2 separate regions of the Homo sapiens genome follow, and region 1 is linked to region 2. A link is an interaction called in ENCODE POLR2A ChIA-PET data of the cell type or tissue named here. Cell type or tissue: MCF 10A. All regions are shown on one strand. Links, peaks and the distances in the headings refer to the core of each region. The heading gives the core; the rest is flanking DNA.

Region 1 (2,901 bases), core at 286-2,785, 84 kb before region 2:
ATCATCAAAGTATCTCTTTTTTGGGGTGTGGTAGGGATTAAATGAGTCAATATATGTATAAATAAATACATGTACTTAAACATAAACTTACTATAAATGAATATAATAGAGACCCAATAAACTTGGGTTGTTATCATTTTTTTTTTTTAAGACAAAGTCTCACTCTATCGCCCAGGCTGGAGTGCAGTGGCGCGAACTTGGCTCTGCCTCCCGGGTTCACGCAATTCTCCTGCCTCAGCCTCCTGAGTAGCTGGGACTACAGGCACCTGCCACCACGCCTGGCTAATTTTTTGTATTTTTAGTAGAGACGGGGTTTCACTGTGTTAGCCAGGATGGTCTCCATCTCCTGACCTCATGATCTGTCCGCCTTGGCCTCCCAAAGTGCTGGGATTACAAGGGTGAGCCACTGCGCCCAGCCGGGTTGTTATCATTATTTAAGGATTGAGACCCCTTTTGATGTTTGCTGCTGTCAAGAAAATATGTGAGCACAGCTTCTTCCCCCACTTTGTTACCGCCCCACACACACTCAGGCAGGGGTCAAGGCCACCTGAGCAGCTAGATGCAGCCACTGAGGCCCCAGCCCCCATTGTAGAGCTGCTGCTTCTAGGAGCCACATGCCAGGGAGCAAGCAGCAGTCAGCACTGGAAACAGGCTACCCCAGCCTCAGTCTCCGTGGGTACCACTCAGGTGCCCAGCACTGCGGGAATCCCTGCCTGAGGCAGCCTGGGCTGGGAGTTCACACCTTGATGCCCCAGGGTCCTTGGATAGTGATGTGTCAGTAACACTTCAAGCAACCAGACGAGCTGCTCTGCAGGGAAGAAGCCCACTTGCAAGGGAGCTGGACATTCCCCCAGCCCTGGGAAACACAGTCCTGCTTGCTCTTGAGGTTGGGTCCCCATGAGAAGGGGGTCAAGAAAGGACCAAGAGCATCACGGGTTTTTTCTAGAGCAGAGGAGAGCCCTTAAAGCAAAGAGACTATCTGTACACGAGAGCCACTGAAGTGCAGAAGGAAGGCCAGGGGAGGGGCATGGAGGCAGAGACAGGGGTTCAAGCCCCAGCTCCCCTTCACTGTGTGAGTTATTTAATTTCCTGAGCTTTAGGCTCCTCCTCTCTCCTAAGAGGATAGCGCCACCTCCCTTAAGGGGTACCTGTGGCTGTATGGAGCAATGGGAGAGCAAAGAGGAAACCCTGGTGCATCCAGCCTTCCTTCAGAGACGGAAGCCACAGGCCCAGCCAGGAGATCTACCCAGGGTGGACCAGCACATTTCTGGGAGTCCAAGTCAATGCAGACAGAGGGCTCTCTAGGGAACAAAGAACTGAGAAGAGGAAAACCACCTCTGGCTCTTGGTGAGCCTGCCAACCTCCTGCAGCCCCTCATAGCCCAGGACCCCTGGAGGTGAGCCTGACTCTCAGCCCTGGCACTGGAGAAACTCACTCTTCCTTGCCCTATTGGTCCCCATTTCCTTTTTCCTTGGGCCCCTCTTCTTCTAGCCTGGGCAGAGCTGAGGAGGACAGTGGGGGTTCAGGCCGCCGCCAGGCTGGGGAGCTCCCTGCAGGGCTGGGAGAATAGGATGGACAGCGTTTTGCCAGAGCCTCATGGGAAGCTTCCTTTCAGGCAGCTGAACCCATTTCAGGGGTAGGGAGCACTGATCAGGGGTTGGGACATTGCCCCGGGAGGAGGATGAGGATGTTTCCAGGCCTCGGCTGACTCATGGTAGTGAGTATTAGTCACTCCCTCACAAGAATCAGCCCACATCCTCTAGTAGCCTCTTGTCTCCCAGAGGCCCCTGCCCCATGTTTACCTGCCTGAAGCTCCTCTCCCGGCCGCCCCCACCCACATCCGCACAGTTTGGGCAGACACAAGAGCCCCGCATCACTTTTCACTCGAGGCTCCTCTGAGACATCAGCTTCCTGCAGGAGAAATCTTCAGGGGGTTTCTCTTACAGATTTGGGGGTCAAAGACTGGGTTCCAATCGCAGCACTGCTGCCTTGTATCTCTGCTTCCTGGGCAAATTATGTCACCAATCCGGACTGTTGGGGATATTTTCCCCGAAGAGTAATAATAATATTATCTAGTAGGATTGTTGTGACAATGAAATCATATAAAGTGTGAAAGTTCCTGGCACAAAATAAGTGATCGATGCATGGTAATGAACACTATTATTATACATCAATAAAAGAAAAAAGGTCCCTTATATATAGCATTTTAAAAATAAGGTAACAAAACCCTTGGCCCCTTGGCCCTGTGAAACTGTGGGCTGACATGGAACAAAATAAAAGCAAGTAGAGGGCCAGGTGTGCTGCCTCACACCTGTAATCCCAGCATTTTGGGAGGCTGAGGTGGGAGGATCATTGGAGTTGAGGAGTTGGAGACCAGCCCAGGCAACATAGCAAGACTCTGTCTCTGCAAACAATTAAAAACTGAGCTTGGTGTGGTGGTGCACACCTGCGTCTGTGGTCCCAGCTGCTCGGGGCTCTGAGGTAGGAGGATCACTTGAGCCCAGGAGTTCGAGGCTACGGTAAGCCCTGATCGCGCCATTGCACTCCAGCTTGGGTGACAGAGCAAAACTCCATCTCTATTTATAAAAAAATTAGGAGATGGGGGGAGCAGGTAAAAGATTTCCTCTATTTTCATCCAATATCCCCTGGCTGTAGAAACTGCCCCGCAGCCCCCACTGGGGAGGTCAGGACAGCAGTGAGCAGTGAGACCCCGGACACTCCAGGGAACTGTGGCTCCGCAGGAGGAGCCCGGAAGGGGCGGAGAGGCCACAGATGTGGCTTGAGGATAACCATCCACTCAGGTGAGGGAAGCCCACTTGAGCCCACCTCTCAAACATAAGGCCCCCATCCCTGCTGGCCCCATCCCTTCTCACCGAAGCACGGTTTCTCTGCCTCAGCACT
Region 2 (2,901 bases), core at 310-2,809:
TTGAACCCTGGTCCAAGGGCTCCATTCAACACCCCTTCTTCCTTCACGCCCTGGATCCTTCCCCTGCCATGACCCCTGCCTCTTCGGTAACCAGTGCTTCGTGATCCAGTTGACTGTAAAACCCATCTTCAGACTAACCCACAATCTCAGTTGGCCCTCAAAGCCCTCCTTTCATGAGTGTCACTGAACCATAGCCTTCCTCCTGAGAATGAGGCCTCCAGGCCAGGAAAGGCATTGCTCGGTGGCCAAAATAGCTCATTTCTTTGAGCTGCTCCAAGAGAAGATCTTCATCCAACAGCCAGAGAGTGGGTTGCAGGGCCAGTAGCCACAGAGGCCCCACCCATCCATGGCAGACCTGGTGCAGGCCCCTAAACCCAGCCTTCAAGACACCCTGGCCTCCAGGGTAAGGGGTGGAGAAGAAGGCTTTGTGCCCCAGGATTGGCCTGGCCTTTCCTGACCCACTTCCCTCGTGAAAGCCTTCCCTTCAACTCCCTCAGCATAGTTCCTATCCTTCCTAGCTGCAGAGGAGCTCAGAGATAGGGGTTTCTTGCCAGTTCTGGGCTCACACTTCCCTGGCCTCCCTGCCAGACTACAGCACAGGGCTGCTGCTGAGGCCCCTTCTTCTAACATCCTGGAGAAATAATGGGCCTGAAATATTCTGCTGTTCCCTTTCCCAAGGGCCATCTCCTCTAACTTTAAGGACTCAATGGGACACAACCAGGCTCTTGTGGCCACCACACATGGGCCTGGGTTACCTAAATCCCAGCCTGAGTGAGTTCCCCAGGGAGACACTTAGGTAGAGGTAAAGGGTTAAGACCCGGGGACATGGAGCTTCCCCACATGATAAGGAGTCTCCCCTGGGCTTTACAGCCAACCCCCACCCTCCAGGGCCTCCAGTAGTCAATGTCTCTATCTTGGTTAGACAAAGTCAAAGGACTGACTCAGTCAAAGGACTGTCTCCTCTAGAGGAAATTCAGGGCTGGCCAGGAGGTACGCCTGGGCCTCTAGGAACCTAACCAGCGTCACCATGAGAGGGGAAGTTAGAAAGGTGTCTGCCACATGCTCAGGTATGCCTGCAGGGAATGAGCTCAAGGTGAATGATTAAATGTCTTTTTTGCTTTTACTCCGAAAGGAAGATCACATGCCACCACCAACCACCACCACCACCACCTCCACACACACACAAAGTTCATTTCCTCCTTAAGGGACAAGAGGCCTAGGTTTACTCCAGTCCTAAGAAGGGCTGCTTTTCCCCTTCCTAAACCACCAGCCCCTGCCCTGGAACAGGTAATAGTCCCTATTTTTCTACCTCACCCCCTGACCCCCAGTAGATATCTGATGACCAGGGAAATGAGTTGAGAGTAGAGGTAGGTCTTCGAGTCTCAGGGACATCCCTGGCCTGCCCAATGTCTGCTGCAGACCTTCGGAAGAGGCCTGGTGGAATCATGGTGACTCAGCTGAACTCCCAAAACTTCCTGGGTGTAAAGGAACCAAAGGCAAGTGAGCTGCAAATAGCAATCTCTGCCTCTCCCCAAATAAATCCTCCCAAGGCTCACACTCAAGATTTGTGAAAGTTCCAACTCCTCCGGCGGGTGAAATGCCACCTCTTAAGTGGTCATCTAGCCTTGGTGGGGGTGCATCTAGCCAAGGAGACCCCACCTTTCCCAAGATGACGACATACCTAATTTTGCATAGCACCTGAGATTGTAACTAAGGTGGTGGGAACCCTTGGTGACTTGCTGTGTTGTGTTGGCCAGTGTTAACACTCACTTCCCCTTAACAGCCCTCCAAACCCAAAAGGCTATGTCAAATCCAGTCCCAGTTCCCAGTTCCTTGTGACTGAGCCCCTCACCCCGCTGGACATTCCTCTCCAAGCAGGCAGTGCTTCCTTATACCCTCCCCACACGGGTAGGTGTTGAGAGGCCAGTACTGAGGTAAATTTCTTTCTTATGGGCAAAATGAGCCCAAGGCACCCCAATAAAAGAACTCACTCAAATCCAAGCCTGCAAGTGTGCCAAGTGCTAGGTCCTCTTTTATCATTTTGGCACCCCAAACACCATCCAAAGGAATGAAGAGCACAGGCTGGACGGGGCGGACTGGAAGGCCCTGAGCCTTGGCTCCCCAGAAGAACCGCAGAGGCCACACAAGTGTCGGCAAGGCTGGGCCCGCTGCTATTCAGCCAACAACTAACACACTGCACAGTCTTTTCAGAAGTAATACAGCAGGAAGTACAGGCTCCTTTGCAGAAAACCTCCACCCCGTCCCCTCTAAGCGCAGCAAACTGCCAGCATCAAGGAAGGGAGCTATAGGCTTAGCTTATAGGGATGAGAGATGCCGCCACCCACAGCCACAGCCCTCTCTCTCCGCCTCCCCCTACCCAGGACTTGCAAGGTATACAAGGGGAGAACCTTACTGGCAAAGTCAAACCAAAACCAAGTAAAACCAGCTCCACCATCAATGTTTCTTGAAAAAACGGGGTTTATTGATTTTTAAACTGCAAATAGTCGTTACAAAAAGTTTTTTTTTCTTTTAAATAAATTCACACAAAGAAAGAGAAATAGAAAGCGACGGTAGTGACCAGCAAGAGGAATAATAATTACATTCATCTTAATGTGTGTGTGCCAGTTCTGTTTACATTAACATTGGAAAACTCCAGACCTGGAATCCAGAACCTCAAATCTGTGAGTGGAATGTCTTGAGATGGGCACGTGGAAGTCAAAGGGTTTCTCTTTTTTTTTTTTTCCCCTTTTAGAAGCTATACATAAAAAGTTGTTTTCCTTCTGTACTGTCACAGAACTTTTACATACATTCTCAGTCCTAGTTGTGAAAGGCCTAAAGAGAAAGAAACTCAATTTGCAGTCCAACACAAAGGGGGGAATTTCTAAAATAAATAATCCAACA

What was found. Peaks named below come from ENCODE experiments on the same cell type or tissue, not always from the same donor. Only the 100,000 strongest peaks of a DNase experiment are listed, where the experiment ranks them.
Region 1: POLR2A ChIA-PET joins it to region 2 with 12 read pairs; 25 of 35 experiments call an interaction of 5 or more read pairs at or near these places.

The regions. Positions count from the first base shown.
Region 1 is chr14:68,701,592-68,704,492 of GRCh38, forward strand. No RefSeq gene overlaps it. Among named protein-coding and RNA genes, the nearest start is that of RAD51B-AS1, 18 kb to the left of the region's middle. In MCF 10A, for the core only: no CTCF peak of the experiment used is centred there; a DNase peak (open chromatin) is centred at 1,700.
Region 2 is chr14:68,785,202-68,788,102 of GRCh38, forward strand. ZFP36L1 (ZFP36 ring finger protein like 1) reads right to left here. Exons shown (of 2, transcript NM_004926.4): 2 at 2,461-2,901. Among named protein-coding and RNA genes, the nearest start is that of ZFP36L1, 6.4 kb to the right of the region's middle. RefSeq lists silencers at 915-984, 1,005-1,054 and enhancers at 1,331-1,625, 1,915-2,094. In MCF 10A, for the core only: no CTCF peak of the experiment used is centred there; DNase peaks (open chromatin) are centred at 880 and 1,500.